Linked DNA regions of Homo sapiens: region 2 is linked to region 1. A link is a loop called in an ENCODE intact Hi-C map of the cell type or tissue named here. Cell type or tissue: psoas muscle. All regions are shown on one strand. Links, peaks and the distances in the headings refer to the core of each region. The heading gives the core; the rest is flanking DNA.

What was found. A loop is a pair of places that touch in the nucleus more often than their neighbours do. Peaks named below come from ENCODE experiments on the same cell type or tissue, not always from the same donor. Only the 100,000 strongest peaks of a DNase experiment are listed, where the experiment ranks them.
Region 2: a loop joins it to region 1, with 2.4 times the contacts of the local background. A loop is called at or near these places in 3 of 110 quality-filtered maps.

What each region holds. Positions count from the first base shown.
Region 1 is chr18:496,755-505,090 of GRCh38, forward strand. It overlaps COLEC12 (collectin subfamily member 12), which reads right to left and starts at 3,947. Exons shown (of 10, transcript NM_130386.3): 1 at 3,754-3,947. The coding sequence starts at 3,760. In psoas muscle, for the core only: a CTCF peak has its summit at 403; DNase peaks (open chromatin) are centred at 3,647 and 4,037; H3K4me3 peaks cover 2,324 bases; H3K27me3 peaks cover 4,241 bases.
Region 2 is chr18:549,854-558,189 of GRCh38, forward strand. No RefSeq gene overlaps it. Among named protein-coding and RNA genes, the nearest start is that of CETN1, 26 kb to the right of the region's middle. In psoas muscle, for the core only: no CTCF peak of the experiment used is centred there; no DNase peak of the experiment used is centred there.

The DNA.
Region 1 (8,336 bases), core at 33-8,032:
TCTGTGTTAAATTATAACACTGGTTTGGACCTCTGTGGTCCCGGGTGGTGGCAGCTGTTTTTGGTTGTCTCTTAGGCAACAAGTGCTGCTGCACTGAAACTAACCAATATCCCCAACTTTAAGAACCAAGAATGTGATTTAGTTAACGACACACGTAACTCTAGAGGAGTCAGATTCCTTCGTCAAGAATGTGAATATGTATCCAAAAAGCCATGAGATTGATGGTGTAGTACAGCTAATTGAAAATGAAATTGGAAATAAATTAAAACAAACTTCATGTTTTAATCAGTTTGGAAGACTTCAAGTACTGCAGCAACGGGGAAAGTCATTTTCTTCTGGGTAATATATAATGATGTCATTATTTTGGTACTTGTGACTCCAGGGATGGAGGAAATGGATGTTTGCTGAATGCAACAGATAGGTGGCGCTGTGACTGACTGGCAGATGCAGGATTACACTCCAAGAGCCTGGTCACTACAAAGGCCATATCCAGGTTTAAATATCAGAATTAGAAAGTCACGTTGGTACCCTAAAAAGGCATCTGACTTGCACAGGAATATTTGCTTTTGCAAATGAACTTCTTTAACTTCTATGGTGTCCACTGATTTTCAATTTGGCTAAAGAATGGGGTGTGTGTGTGTGTGTGTGTGTGTGTGTGTGTGTGTGTTTGAGAGAGTCTTGCTTCTGTCACCTGCGCTGAAGTGCAGTGGCACGATCTCGGCTCATTGCAACCTCCACCTCCCGGGTTCAAGCTATTCTCCTGCCTCAGCTTCCCAAGTAGCTGGGACTACAGGCATGCGCCACCAGGCCCAGATAATTTTTGTATTTTTTAGTAGAGACAGGGTTTCATTACATGTTGGCCAGGCTGGTTTCACTATATGGTGATCCGCCTGCCTCAGCCTCCCAAAGTGCTGGGATTACAGGCATGAGCCACTGCACCTGGCCAAGAATGTTTTAGATTAACACGTTTATTCTAAGAATTTACAAGGCTTGTCGTTGCTTTCTATCATGTTGGCTTTCTGAAGCACGGGGAGTTAACAACTATTTGATGTAATCAGGAACCCGGGGAAAATCTTTAGTTGGTTCCCTATGGCAAATGGTCAAAACAATTCCACTTGGTAAAAGCAGCTTTCCGTTTTTGTCTAGGCTTCCAAAGCCTCACATGCAACTGGTTGGCTCCACCTCTTCCTGGATACAGCACCAATTGTGGGTTACTTGGCTAGTTAGTTGTCTCAGATTCACTTTTTTTTCCAGTCATCTTCACCAGAGGTTATCTATTTGGTGTCTTAGGGCCTTCCAAGCCACACGGGGTAACTGACAAGGCTTGTCTTTAGATGCCTACTCTATCCTCCTAGTTGCCAGTTCCTATTTCTTCTAGACTCAGTTTTCATACCTATACTGTTAGGATTGAAATGTCTACTCTCAGGGCTGTTGAGAGGATTAATTGCAATGTGTTTGTAGTGTATATAGTACAGTGGCTGGCACTTAGTAGGTACTAAAAAATTATTACTGCCCCTCCCGTCCCCACCCCACCACTCAGACAAATGTAATAAATACAGATTACGTGGTAATAATTGGTAGGCAAAACTCTCATGGAATATTTTTTTTCTTTTTTTTTTTTTTAGACGGAGTCTCGCTCTTGTCACCCAGGCTGGAGTGCAATGGCTCGATCTCGGCTCACTGCAACCTCCATCTCCTGGGTTCAAGTGATTCTCCTGCCTCAGCCTCTCAAGTAGCTGGGATTACAGGTGCCTGCCACCACGCCCAGCTAATTTTTTGTATTTTTAGTAAAGACAGGATTTCACAATGTTGGCCAGGCTGGTCTCGAACTCCTGACTTCGAGTGATCTTGCCCACCTCGGCCTCCCAAAGTGCTGGGATTACAGGTGTGAGCCACCGCGCCCCGCTGGAATATTTTCGTTTTTAAAAGAGGGCTTCAAAATGATTAGTCTACCCGGGGATTCACCAGTCCGTCCCTCCATCAACCTCCCCGACTGGGGCGGAAAGTGTATGGGGCTTCTGGGCAGCGCTAGACCACAGCGGGTAGGCCACCATCTGGTCCAGAATGCAGCATAAATCTCTCCAAAAATGTGTTTAGGACTTCTGGGTATGTTTTCCAGTGCAAATGTAAAGTGGAAAAGTGTCTCAAGTGCAATAGCGGTCCTTTACCCAGTAAAAAGCATAACAAAAGTTTCAGGGTTTAAGAACCCACGTGGGAGCTGATGGAGTGGGTAGGTGGTTAATCTTCCCAAGTTTTAAAAACCACTGGTCTTAATGACCAGCAGAGAAGATTCACTTCTGGCTAAAATGATAACTGAGCCCCAGATAACTTTTAGCCATGTGAAATTCTTTCCTTTCTAGGGAGTCTCCTCAATCAGAGCCAGCTAAGGAATGTGTGTATTTCCTAGAATGTAAATGAGGGAAGAGAAACTGAGATGGAGACAGAAGGAAAGCAAGCCACTGCATTTTGAAATTCTCTAGGTAGGCAGTTGTATCGTGTCTTTTGTTTCTTTTTCCCTGGGGCAGACCACTTTTCACCTGGCCATCAGTCACCTCCCTTCCCGAGGTCTCCCGACGTGGACACCTAACGCCCTTGGAAAGGGAGTGAATTGGTAGGATATCATCGCTCCGGTTAGTTCCGCGGGAGCTGCCCTTCAGAAAAAAAACTTTCCAGAGCCAAAAGTTACTTTCCAAGCGCCTTGGGGCTTCCCGGGCGCCTCCCTCGGACGGCAACCCTAGAAGTCAAAGCGATTGCATCGCCAGGTCTGTGGCGGCTGGAAGCGGGGTGACCGCGGTCAGATGGCATTTCGCACCCACGCAGGGCTGTGTTATCCTAGCACAGAACCAGCAACTCTCACACGAAGCCTTGTGTAAACACCACGCGGGCCCATTCCTGAACGACTCTTTGATGCCTCCGCTGCGGTTACTTATCTCATACATAAATCAGGATTCCGCTGACAAATCTCCGTGTTTCCACTAAACAGAAGGCTGCCCTGCAGTCCTTCTCGTGCTTCTTTCTAAAGTACGATAACATCTGACACTTCCATAAACCGGCCTGCAGAGGACACCGCGCAGGGGGCGACTAACCAGCTGAGGTGTGTCACCCCAAAACACCAGTGGGCACACCCCAAGGCGGGCACGTGGAAGGGACGCGGAACCGAGGGCAACTATTTTCCAGTCGGTGAATCTGATGGAGAAAGATGCCAAATGCACTTCCCGAGCCAGCTGAACTCCTCGGGCACCTAATCATTGCCAGATGTGGCGAGGGCGCACGGAGAACATCCCCAGTCCCGGAGAAAACACCCGGCCGCCAGCGCGGGGACCGCTCGGGCCGGGAAACGGCTAGAGGCGGGAGGAGAGAGGACTGGGCGAGCGTGGGGAGCGCTGCGGCGTGGAAAAGCGACCGGGAGGGATGGCGATGCCTCCACTCTCCTCGGCAGGTTTTTTCAATTAAAAAGTTGGAAACGGGAATCCGTAAACAACGACTTAGGGCTTCAAACTACTTGCAAAGACGCGATGGGGAGGGGAATACTTGCGCGCTTCAAAACCCCAACCTCGAGGTCTCCAGCCGCGCCTGACCCGGGAGCCGGGTGCGCCCCCAGTGTCCGCGCACGAACCCGGCGCCCTGGCAGCCCCGACTCCCCGGGCCCGCAGCCCAAGGGAAGGTTCGCGCGGGAGGCACCTCCGTGGCCTCCCGCGCGCCCCGAAGCCCGTTCCCCCCGCCCAGAGCCCCGCGGAGCTGCCGCCGCCCTACCTTTCATGGTGACCGTGGGGACGCACCGCCGGCCGGGGAGCTCCGCGCGAGCGCCGCGCAGCCGAGGAAGTCGTCCCGAGCGGCTGCTCACCGCACGCCCATGGTAGCCGCGCCGCGCGCCGGCCGTCTGCGCCCCCGTCCTCCCTCGCCGCCGCCGGCCCGCGCTCCCCGCGCTCCCGGCTCCGCGCTCTGCTGCCTCGGGGCTGCCGCGCGCGCCGCTCTCGCTCTCCCAGCGCCCCTCCCCCTGGCCCGACCCGGCCGAGCGAGCGGCCGCGCCCACGCCCCTCTCGCGCCCTCCCGCGCCCGCCCCGCCCTCGGCCCGCGCCTGCCCTCGCCGGGCACTTTCTCGCCCGCCCTCTCCTGCGCGCCCTGGCCCCACTCGCGCGGGCTCTCTCTTTTTCCCGTTGCACCAGCGTCGGGATGAAGTCGGGAGCAAAGCCCTTCCCGGGGCGGTCCAGCGTTCACCTTCGGCGAGCACCTAAGGTGCCGCTGCTGCTGGGGTCGCTTCTACACCCCAAACTACCTAGCAAGTGTTGGGCGAGAGGATGGGGAGCTGCTGTGCCCCGGGGGTGGCGGGGGGTAAGGTGGGCCCTTCCCCAAACGGCTCTGGGGCATGGAGAGGTACAGAACGTCCTCCGGGTTCAGAGTTTCCAAGTGCGTGCGCTGGTTGACGCCTGAAGGAGACCAAGCAGCAGGGAACACTCTCTCTGTCACCCAGGGAGAGCCCGAGTGGCCAGAATCCGAAGTCACCATTAGACACTCTCTCTGCGCTCTTGGACACCTCCAGAGAAAAAGCCAGCACATCCTGCCTTGGCTGGAAAAGCCAGCCTTCCACCCAGCGCCCCTAAAATGATCGGGTTGACTCCAGTTTTGTTACGAAAGGAGGCCGGGCTGCTGAGAGGCTCCCTGAGTTCCCTTCGTGGTCGCCCGTCACATTGCCCTGCTGTATACTTAATAAAGCCCGTGTTTATCTTTCTCTTTAGAACCCCCTCTAAGCAGACCCATCGCTTTATTGCTTTAAAACATACACTAAGTGGTGAGTGGAGCTGGGGCGAGGGAGGTGCGGAGAAACTTTCTGCCACATGTTGACATTACAGATGGCTACTCAGACGCACTAGTCCACCAAAAGCAATCGAACACTGGCCGGGCAGTGCTTGCAGCTTTTCAGTTTGCCCTCCTGAGGACTTGGTAACACGGTGTAACCAATCCATTGGTTCCCTCTAAGTAGGGGATTCTTTGCTCTAGTAAAAGGTAGTGCCCCAAAATGAATACATATTGAAACATTTCATAGATTCTCCGTTCCAGGAGATTTCTTTTTTCTTTCTTTTTTTTTTTTTTTAATTTTTTAACATAAGGGGGCACCTTGAACATGACGAACAAATGAAAAGACCGAAATGCTTTTTCCCCCGCACTGTCTGCAGTTGATGAAACTACAGGGTCCTGGTCCTGGAGCATGTTTCAGATCTCACTGGGGCACCAGCCTTGTCTTTCAGGGCAAATGGGGATCCCTGAAGGGAGCTTAGGATATGAATTTTCAGCCCGGAGTTTACTAACCAATGGCGTGACCTCGGCTCACTGCAACCTCCACCTCCCGGGTTCAAGCGATTCTCCTGCCTCGGCCTCCCGAGTAGCTGGGATTACATGCGTGTGCCACCAGGCCCAGCTAATTTTTTTGTGTTTTTAGTAGAGACGGGGTTTCACTATGTTGGCCAGGCTGGTCTCGAACTCCTGACCTCGTGATCCGCCCACCTCTGCCTCCCAAAGTGTTGGGGTTACAGGCGTGAGCCACCGCGCCCGGCTTTCTTTTTTTTCTTTCTTTCTTTTTTTTTTTTTTTTTTTTTGAGACGGAATCTCACTCTGTCGCCCAGGCACAATCTTGGCTCACTACAACCTCTGCCTCCTGAATTCAAGCAATTCTCCCACCTCAGCCTCCCAAGTAGCTGGGACTACAGGGGTGGGCCACCAAGCCCAGCTAATTTTTGTATTTTTAGTAGAGACGGGGTTTCACCATGGTGGCCAGGCTGCTCGCAAACCGTACCTCAAGCGATCCGCAGGCATCAGCCTCACAAAGAGCTGGGATTACAGGCGTGAGCCACCACGCCCTGCCGAAAAAAAAAAATCGTTTTTAAAACCCAAATTATGAATATGACACCAAAAGTACAGGCAGCAAAAGAAAAAATATAGATAAATTGTACTTCATCAGACTTTTGTGCCTCAAAGGCCAGTATAAACAGAGTGGAAAGCCAACCCACAGAATAGGAGAAAATATGTGCAAAAGCCCTATATCTGATACAGGATTAATATCCAGGATATATAAAGGATTCCTGCACCTCAGCAACAACAACAAAACAGGCAACCCAATTTGAAAATGAACCAAGGACTGACATGGACATTTCTCCACAGAAGACATATAATGGCCAATAAGTACATGAAGGATATTCAATCACTAATTGTCAGGGAAATTTGAATCAACCGCAATGAGCTACTACTTCATACCCAGTAAGATGGCTATTTAAAAAAAAAAACAAAACAAAATAAGTGTTGGCGAGGATGCGGAGAAATTAGAACTTTTGTGCATTGCTGGTGGGAATGTAAAATGGTACAGCCACTATGGAAAACAGTATGGTGATTTCTCCAAAAATTAAACACACAATTACCATATAGTCCAGGAATTCTATTTCTGGGACCCAAAAGAGGTGAAAGCAGGGTAACAAATAGATGTACATCCAGGCTCATAGCAACATTACTCACAATAGCCAAAAGGTGGAACAACCTAGTGTTCACTGTTGAATGAATGGATAAACAAAATATGGTATAGCCATACAGTGGAATATGATTCAGTCTTTAAAAGGGAGGAAATTCTAACACATGCTACAACACGGATAAAACTTGAGGCATTATGCTTTGTGAAATAAGCCAGTCACAAAAGGACCAATATGATTCTACTTATAAAAGAGAGTAAAATGCCGCCAGACGTGGTGGCTCACGCCTGTAATCCCAGCAGTTTGGGAGGCCAAGGCAGGTCAATCACGAGGTCGGGAGTTTGAGACCAGCCTCGCCAACATACTGAAACCCCTGTCTCTACTAAATATACGAAAATTAGCCAGGCATGGTGGCTGGCACCTGTAGTCCCACCTACTTGGGAGGCTGAGGTGGAAGAATCGCTTGAACCCGGAGGCAGAGGTTGCAGTGAGCCGAGATCGCGCCACTGCACTCCAGCCTGGGCGACAGAGTGAGACTCCATCTCAAAAAAAAAAAAAAAAAAAGAGAGAGAGAGAGAGAGTAAAATGCATAGGGATAGAAAGTAGAATGGTGGTTGCCGGGGGGGGGATGGGGAGTTGTTTCACAGGCACAAAGATTCCATTTGGCAGGATGAAAAGAATTCTGGAGATGGATGGTGGTGATGGTTGCACAACAATGTGAATATACTTAAAGCCACTGAACTATACACTGAAAAATAGCTAAGATGATAAATATATATATTTGACTACAATAAAAAAATTCAAACAGAAGAATGATAAGGTAAAAAACAAACAAGAAACCCCTAAGGCTATGATGTCAGCTGTGATAATGAGCCAGATTCATAGATCTACTGATGAGAAAACAGGCTTAGCAACTTTTCTAAGGATAATTTTAAGGAACAGTCCTGGGACCAGGTGCGGTGGCTCATCCCGGGGCTTTGGGAAGCCAGGGAAGGAAGGTCACTTGAGGCCATGAATTCAAGACCAGCCTGGGCAACATAGTGAGACAAAAAATTTAAAAATCAGCTGGGTGTGGTGGCATGCATCTGTAGTCCCAGCTACTCATCAGGCTGAGGCAGGAGGATTGCTTAGGCCCAAGAGTTTGAGGCTGCAGTGAGCTAGGATCATGCCACTGTACTCCAGCCTGGGCAACAGAGTGAAACCCATCTCTAAAAAAAGAAGGAATCCTGGATGAGTGCCTTCCTCCCCCCACCCTGTCACCTTCAGCACAGAGTGAGTTGGGCCCCACAGGTCCTCAGTGTGGAGCCTCCTCTGAGCCCCACTCTGGAGGATATGAAGACGGAAGGTCATGGTCACATGCAGATCATCAGCTGATCAGGATTTCTCTGGTCAAGAGCTCTGGGAGGAATTGAGAATTGAGCTGGGGATCAGGGAGAAAAGAAGGGAAAAGGAAAGAAGAGAAGAATGTGATTGGAAAGGACTGAGCCATGGAGCTGAAGATGCTTTGAACTCAAAGATGGCCTGCAGGTCCTCCAGGTCACAGGCAAGCTTCCCCACCCCCAGAAGCAGCAGCCAGGCCTTGCATTCAGACTAAAGTTTCAGAATCTGGAGGAAGCATCATCTCATCTTCCCCTCACCCCAGCCCCATGCTAGTATCACCTTTATACTGATGAAAAAGCCCAATCACCCTTGACTCCTCCCTCTCCCTCAACTCTACATCCTCACCAAGCCCTGCTTCTACCTTAGAAATACATCTCAAACTTCTCTGTCTCTCCATCTCCACTGCATCCCCCATGTAGAGGCCATCATAGCCCATCTGAGCTGCTGCACTAACCTTCCAAAGGGCCTCCCCACGCCCACCTTGGCACCTTCTCCACTCCA
Region 2 (8,336 bases), core at 330-8,329, 53 kb after region 1:
CTTGGCCTCCCAAAGTGCTGGGATTACAGGTGTGAGCCACCGTGCCCGGCCCTATGCACGGCTATTTAAACATTTTTTTTTGTAGAGATGGGACGTCGCTATGTTGCCCAGGCTGCTCTTAAACTCCTGAGCTCAAGTGATCCTCCTCCCTTGATCTCCCAAAGCTCTGGGATTACAGGCACCATTTCTTCAGCCTCGAATGCCCTCCCTTCACCATCCTTTTTTCAAGCCCACCTTGCACGCTCCCTCCTCCCCAGCCTGAAACCAACTGTCCTGCCTTGGCCATCTCCTAGTTCTTTGCTTATGTGCATCATGCGCATGTGCCCAGTGCTGAATCTGTGAACAGCAGGCAGGACTGTGCTTGTGATATCTTCCTTACATTGCTGGAGGTTACTTTTGTTGGAAAAAACCATGGGGAAACCATTTGCACATAGGTAATAACAGTTTTGGAAATTCTGCTTTATTATTGAGAAAAGTTCTTGATAAGAAAGATTTGTGTGAATCAATGTAGTATTTAATCCACTGGAGCACATTTGTAGGAGAGAGCACTGATGAAGATCCCAACTTCTTTTATACTTTCTTTTACTTCACTAGTTTTTTTTTCATGATACTGAAAGGCTTACATTTTTCAATTGCAGCCCCATATATCCATTTGTGGGGCACAATGCTGTTACGGGGTAAAAAATGAAGTGCTAATATGTACATCTAGGTTAATTACAAAACATTTCTCCCCTTCCCCTTTTCATATGCCCCCTTCTGTCTTTTCTATTTGGATTGGCATGGAAGCACGGTGTTTCTGCCAAATTAGTAAGTTGAAATAAAAAAAAAAAATTCTTTTTCAGCCGGAAGAGTGTCAGTGTTGATCTAGCGGGGAAATGGGTGCTGATTTGTGTCCTGGCAGACCCTCTCACAAAAAAAGAAAAAAGAAAAAAAAAAAAACATCAGGAGTGCTTGAGGAAACTCCAGCATGAATAAATGGGTTGCTTGATAGTTTAAATAAATGTACTTGCACTAAACTATCTAAATATGGTTGTCTTTTCGAATGAAGCAAAAGAAGGTCTAGATGGATGAAAACAGAATAATTCCAAGCCTGTTCCAATTCTAACTCTTAGTTGAACACATATACATAGCTGCACACACAGACCATGCAGTTTTCTACATAGATTATGGCTAATGAGTTTCATAAGAAAGCAGTGAGAATGGCTGGTAATTATTTTGTCACATGTATAGACAGCCAAAGTCCTGATATCTAGGTCTCTGCAGGAACTTTTCTACCTACATCAATTAATCTCAAGAACTTTTAGCAATTTTTGAATGTTTCTCAATATGGCAGGAGGTCCTGAGCCCAGGAGCAATTTTTTTCTCTTTTTAAAAATTTATTATGATTATTATTTTAAAATGGGATTTGGCCATGTTGTCCAGGCAGGTCTCGAACTTCTGGGCTCAAGCAATCTACCCCACTCGGCCTCCCAAAGTGCTGGGATTATAGGTGTGGGTCACTGCTCCTGGCCAGAGCAATTTCACTGAGCAAAGTTTTACTCTAAGTCCTGACAGAGGTGCCCCAGGACCTCAGAGCCTTCTGCTGTATTTGCTTATGAAAAAATAAAGAAAATGGATGAACTCTCAGCCAGGTGTCTTGGGCTGAGGACTTGAGATATTAAGGGGTTAACCTGAGTGATTAATGGGAGTCGGTGGCACAGCCAACCAGGGAGACAGCAGAGCACTCAGGAGAGAGGTGCCTGGACCTACTCTGTCACCCAGAGTAGTTAGAGACAACTGTCAAATGTGGAGAGGGCAGGACATGCAAACAAAAGATAGGATTCAGGCCCCCCTCACGACTCCTCAACCCTCACTACTTCCTGTGTTGTTTAGAGCAGGGGTCCATTGGTATGTGAGAAGAAAAAATAAAGATTTCTGATTATATTAATATTCTATTTCTTACATTAGGTACCTAGAGTAGTCAACTTCATAGAAACAGAAAGTGGAATAGCGGTTACCAGGGGCTGTGTGGAGAGAGGAACATGAAGTTGTTGTTTAACTATAGGGTTTCGGGTTTACAGGATGAAAACATTCTGAAGATGGCTGATGGTGGTGGCTGTACAACATGAATACACTTAATGCCACCTAACTGTACACTAAAAAATGATTAAAATAGTAACTTTTATGTGATGTATAGTTTATGACAATGAAAAATAAATAAGCATATAAAAATAAACACTCCTACTCTATCACTTCCCAATAAAGGTGATATGTTCACAATGAGTGAGAAAGTAAATATTGTCTGAATGGAATTAATGCTATAAAGTATGAAACTGGATGAATGGTAACAGTTCCACAATCATAGAGTTTTGTTGTCAAAAATAGTGTGTGACATCTATAAAGTCTCTAATATCTGCATATTTAAAAAACTTGGGAAGAGAATTTCTAGCTTTAACAAATCTTCTATTTTAAAAATTTCAATCGTTTCAAATCCACAACACAAAAATGCAACACTTTTTCATTAACTTGCAAGATCCAGCTGACTAACATTAGGGAATATTAAAGTTTACTAGCTGAATTTGACCAAAAGAGCTTTGCATAACTGCTGGATCCAATTAAAAATTAAGTATGATGTTTCAGAAAGTTTAGCCAATGATGCAATTCTTCTATTTGTGTCTATTTATCATTGTAAGAAATCTTTTTCTATGTAGTCCATTAAAAACCAAGTGTTACGTGAATACATAAGTTAGTGTACATGCCTATCTTAATCCTGTCCACTGAATGAGGCTAGAAGAAATGACACCCCAATAGCAATGAACATACCCAGTGCTTAGATCTTGGTCTCTAAATACCATTCTCCTACTAAAGAAACCAGGACTCCTAGAAGAAATGGCTGATTCCAGGACTGGGGCAGAGAAAATACAAGATGAACCAGAAGCATCTTGTAATACCTGAGAGCAAGAAACCATCCCCCAAAACCACAAAAGGATGGTAGCAAGTCAAAGGGACACAGGAGCCAATCTAAAAGAATTCACAATGGCCAGGAACTCAGGGGTATTCAGGGGGAAAGGGTGGGAAATGAGTGAGGGATAAAAGACAACAAATTGGGTGCAGTGTATGCTGCTCAGTTGATGGGTGCACCAAAGTCTCACAAATCACCACTAAAGAAATTACTCATGTAACCAAACACCATCTGTTCCCCAATAACCTATAGAAAAACAAAATCCCAACTCAGATTCAAGGGGAAGGGATCTCATGAATGCAAATAAATAAATAAATTAATTAATTAATTAAAAAATAAAAGAATTTACAATGGCCAAAGCTGGAAAATTTTGAGCAAAAGAATAAATAATGTAGTATAGGATTATAACCCAAATTATCAAATAAATATTCATGAGTCAATGCTAACGTAAATAAATGATTGGATAAATAAATTTTTAAAAAGGGAGAGACAAACCTTTACAGAATTCCAAACAATGTATGTAGATACTCCTTCTCTAGGGGGTAGAACTTAATTCTCAACTCCCTGTCCCCTGCCATGAAAGTGGGCTACACATAGCGACTTGCTTCCAAACAATAGGGTAGCAAAAGGGGAAAACAGCAGCTCCTCAGTGAGGAAGCCCAACAAATAATGTCTTAACCAAGTGACGGCTAACATCCTCTATGACAGCACGTGGCTATCACGTACCCCTGATATGACATAGTGGGAGGGGCACTTGACCTCTGTGCTATTTTTAAATAGAAATTCTTTATTCTTTAAAAATTATTATTAATAATAATAATAACCATAATCATGAGAAAAATAACAGACACACAGATTGAAGAGCATTTTACAGGATATTTGGCTAATACTTCCCAAGACTGCCAAGGTCATAAATAACAAGAGAAGACTGAGAAACTTACAGACCAGAGCGGACTGAGGAGACATGACAGCTAAATGCAATTTAGGACCCTTGGTAGCTTCCTGGAACAGAAAGAGGACATTAATGACAAAGTGATGAAATCCAAATAAGTCTGGAGTTTAGCTGAAAATAATGCAACAATGTCAGTTTCTTAGTTTTGACAAATGTACCATGGTAATGTAAGATGTTAACAATGGAGAAACGAGGGGAGTGGTATATACACAAGTCTGTACTATCTTTACAAGTTCTTTGTGTTTTTGAGATAGGACGTTGCTCTGTTGCCCAGGCTGGGGTGCAGTGGTGTGAACATGGCTCATTGCAGCCTCGACCTCCTGGGCTGAAGCCATCCTCCCACCTTAGCCTCCCATGTAGTTGGGACTACAGGCATGTGCCACCATGCCTGGCAATTTTTTTTTTTTTTTTTTTTTTGGTAGAGACAGGGTCTGGACATGTTGCCTAGGTTGGTCTTGAACTCTTAGACTCAGGTGATCCTCCTACCTTGGCCTGCCAGAGTGCTGTAATCTCAGCACTCTGGCAGGCATGAGCCACTGTGCTCAGCCTGTAACATTTTATAAATCTAAAATTATTCCAAAATAAAAATATTATTTTTAGGCTGGGTGTGGTGACTCTTGCATGTAATCCCAGCAGTTTGGGAGGCCAACGCAGGCAGGTCACTTGAGGTCAGGAGTTCGAGACCAGCCTGGCCAATATGGTGAAACCCCATCTCTACTAAAAATACAAAAATTAGCCCGACATGGTGGCAGCTATAATCCCAGCTACTCAAAAGGCTGAGGCAGGAGAATCACTTGAACATGGGAGGCGGAGGTTGCAGTGAGTCGAAATCGTGCCCATGCACTCCAGCCTGGGTGACGGAGTGAGACTCTGTCTCAAAAAAAAAAAAAAGTTTAAAAAAAAAATCAAAATATATTAAATTGAGGACCAAACTTGAAAATCATTACATGACAAAGTATTAAACCAAGATTTTCATAAATACTGACATTTTGACTATCACATCCCTAAAAATTAACATTACTTATAATTGAAGCAAAAGCAAAAATAATTTTTAATTAATAGAGTTATCTTTAAAACATCATTTATTTCATTTTTTTTATCTGTTTAAAACATGTTTTATTGTATCTTCTATAATGCACTCAATATACGAACATTGTCATAGATTTTACAATTTATAGATGAATAAACTTACCTATGTTTGGAATACAGAAACATTTTCACAGGAATATGAGGCTAAAAATTGTTTGTGGATCAGTGGTTAAAGGATATAACTACCATGTCATATAGAAATCAAGCAAGAATGTCTTGGTACAGGTAAGTGATCATGTATAAGTCACCTTGCTTCTCTGAGCCTCATTTTTCTCATTCATGAAATGGGGACAGTAATACTACCTACTGCTCAAGCTTGTTATTTTGGTCAAATGAGATCATGAATGTGAAAAGCTTCACAGACAGTACAGTGCCCCATAAAGGTGAGCAGGAATTCAGACTAACGAAGGTGGGGCATCTATGGTACCAATGCTGAAAGCTGCAATGCAAGGTCAGAAAAGGCACAAAGTGGACAACTGATTGCTAACTGAAGCAACCTAGGGGGCTTTATACTATGGGCCCTTAGTCCCTCCCTGGGCATTCAAGGTGGCAGGAGTCAGACCCAGAATCCCTTCAGGTCAGCTGGAGCCTTATGAACAGCTGAGGTCATGGAGTCATTGAGTCCTAGAAGCTGGGCCTCAGGTTTCATCTTTGGGTTCAAAACCTTGCTCTGATCAGTTCACTCAGAAGTATTGGAGTTGGGGGAATGTCCAAACTTGAGAAAATTGATTTATGTGCTGATCTGTTTGCAGTGGAGAGGGGAATACTTGGCCCACTGGCCAGGACATGCCTTTCCTTATAAGTTTTGCTTGGAGAATGGAAGATTAGAATGCAAAGAGTTGAGATCTTCATCCAGTTGGATATTTTGCCCGGGGCAGGAACAACTTGCCACTCAAACTGGAGTTCCTCAGTATGCTGGACAGAGGTTCTCTTCTCCGGGTTCCTTGATGGTGACCTCCTCTTTCTGTTACCATAACAACACTCCTTGTTCTCCATTTCATCCAGTTCTCACCATGGGTGACAATCCAGCGACAAAGTGTTAACAGAGATGGTGCCTGCTCCTTCTCATATCTTTGGAGGCATGTTAATCTCATCAGTAGCGTCTCTAAACCCCACAGCAGGGCCTTTCCTTCTGAAAGGGCTTCAGACCATCTGGACCTGTCTGGGTGAATTTCAATAGCTTGAATCTCAGAAGCTATTGCTGTTGTATAGGGCTGTCATTTTAAAAAATTTTTTTAATAATAAAATGATGCTCAGAGGGTGATATTTCCCCAACTTCGGCGTCATGTCCTCTCTTGACCTTCCCCTCCAGATGTGTCCCGTCTTAACTCTCAGGGCCTTTCTTGAGGCTGTTTGTGTTTCCTCTACAATGAGTAAGACCTGATGATTGTGTGTGTGTGTGTGTGTTTGTGTGTGTGTGTGTGTGTGCACGCGCGCGTGCACGCGTGCATTCAGGCCCTTCTGTTTCCCTCCTCACTGATCTTCAGAGATTTGAGCCTGAAGCCAACTGCTGCAACTTCCTGTGTAAACAAAAACAGCCTGTCAAGATCCAAACAAAAAAATACAAACATCTCCTTATGTAGCAGTTATAGCATTCATTTCTCTTGGAAGAAGACTTTACATATCCTCCTGAGAAGCTGGGTACCCCAATCTAAAATTATTAAGATTCTTAATTCATGAAGTTTTGAACAAAGTTTGGTCTCATTAAAAAAAAATTGATGGTGCTGCACAAAACACAACCATCTCTTTCATCTGAATGTTTTGAAAAGCTGCAAAAGTTATGGATTCCACTGTCAGAAGGAGACTCCTTTGATAAAGGAATGTTTTTAATTATTTAAATACCTTCACAGCAAGAGCTTACGGTGGGTTGGTTTCTATAAGTATTACTGGCGTCTCACTGCAGGTAACTGTGTAACTGTCAAAGCCACTGATTAAACAACCTGGCATGAGGCAAAGTATCAGCATGAGGATGTGTATCCCACATATAAACATGCAGCGCCGTCTTAATTGTATATTTTTAAATAACTTAAAGAATGTCACTGGATTGCTTGTAACTCAAAAGATAAATGTGTAAGGGGTGGATGCTCCATTCCCCATGACGTGCTTGTTTCACACTGCATGCCTGTATCAAAACATCTCATATACCCCATAAATATATACACCATGTACCCACAAACATTTTTTAAATAATTTAAAAAAATTTTTTAAAGTGCTGCATGCAATATTAACAGCCATCTGTTTGCTATACTTTATTCACTTTCACCTCTGAGTAAACTGAAGTATTATTATATCCTAAACCACCACAGACTTCCAGGGTTCAGGTAGGAGGAATGCAATTCAGCCACAGACCTCTGCTGGCTTTTTATCTTTTAAAAGATAGTTAAAGAATAACATCTGCAGGGCATGGTGGCTCACACCTGTAATCCTGGCACTTTGGGAGGCCGAGGCAGGTGGATCACTTGAGGTCAGGAGCTCGAGACCAGCCTGGCCAACATGGTGAAACCCTGTCTCCACTAAAAATGCAAAAATGAGCCGGGCATGGTGGCGGGTGCCTGTAATCTCAGCAACTCGGGAGGCTGAGGCAGGAGAATTGCTGGAACCCAGGAGGCAGAGGTTGCAGTGAGCCAAGATCGCACCATTGCACTCCAGCCCAGGTCGACAACAGCGAGACTTAGTCAAAAAAAAAAAAAAGAATAACATCAAAGACAAAGGATTATTTTCCAATCCATAGGCAATTAGGAGTAGCCTTGAGAATTTATGAAAATAGAATTCTCTATTTCTTCTATCCCTTGGGAAAACATTTTCACATATAGAGAGGTAATTGCTATCCCTGGAATCTTTTCTGACTGCTCTTGTTCAAAATGAGCACTGAAAAGGCTTTAAATGAGGTCAAAGTGGAACTGGCCAAAACCACTAAGTATTCTTTTTAACTTAGACAGCTAGATAAGAATACACAGAATTCTTCCCTCTCCTCTTTTCTCCTTTTCTTCCCTCCTATTGTCTTTTTTTTCTTTTTTTCCAAAAAAATTTAACAACACCTACTCTGTACAAACATTATACTAGACACTTGGGATACAGAGATAAATAAGAAGTGGTCCCACATGTCAGATCACCAACTATGGAAGTCAAAAAACTTAGGTCGTTCATTTGTTCATTCATTCATACAAATAGTACCTATTGAGCACCTACTGTGTACTGTGTGTAACCTACACTGTGGTCACAATAAAAAGCTCAGTTACCTAGGGATGTCAGTGAATGCTCATGCCACCTGGGCCAAAAATAAAGGGATGGTAGATGTTCAGGTTATCAATTTTCCCCCCTGCCTGTGTATTTCAAATATACGATAATAATAAA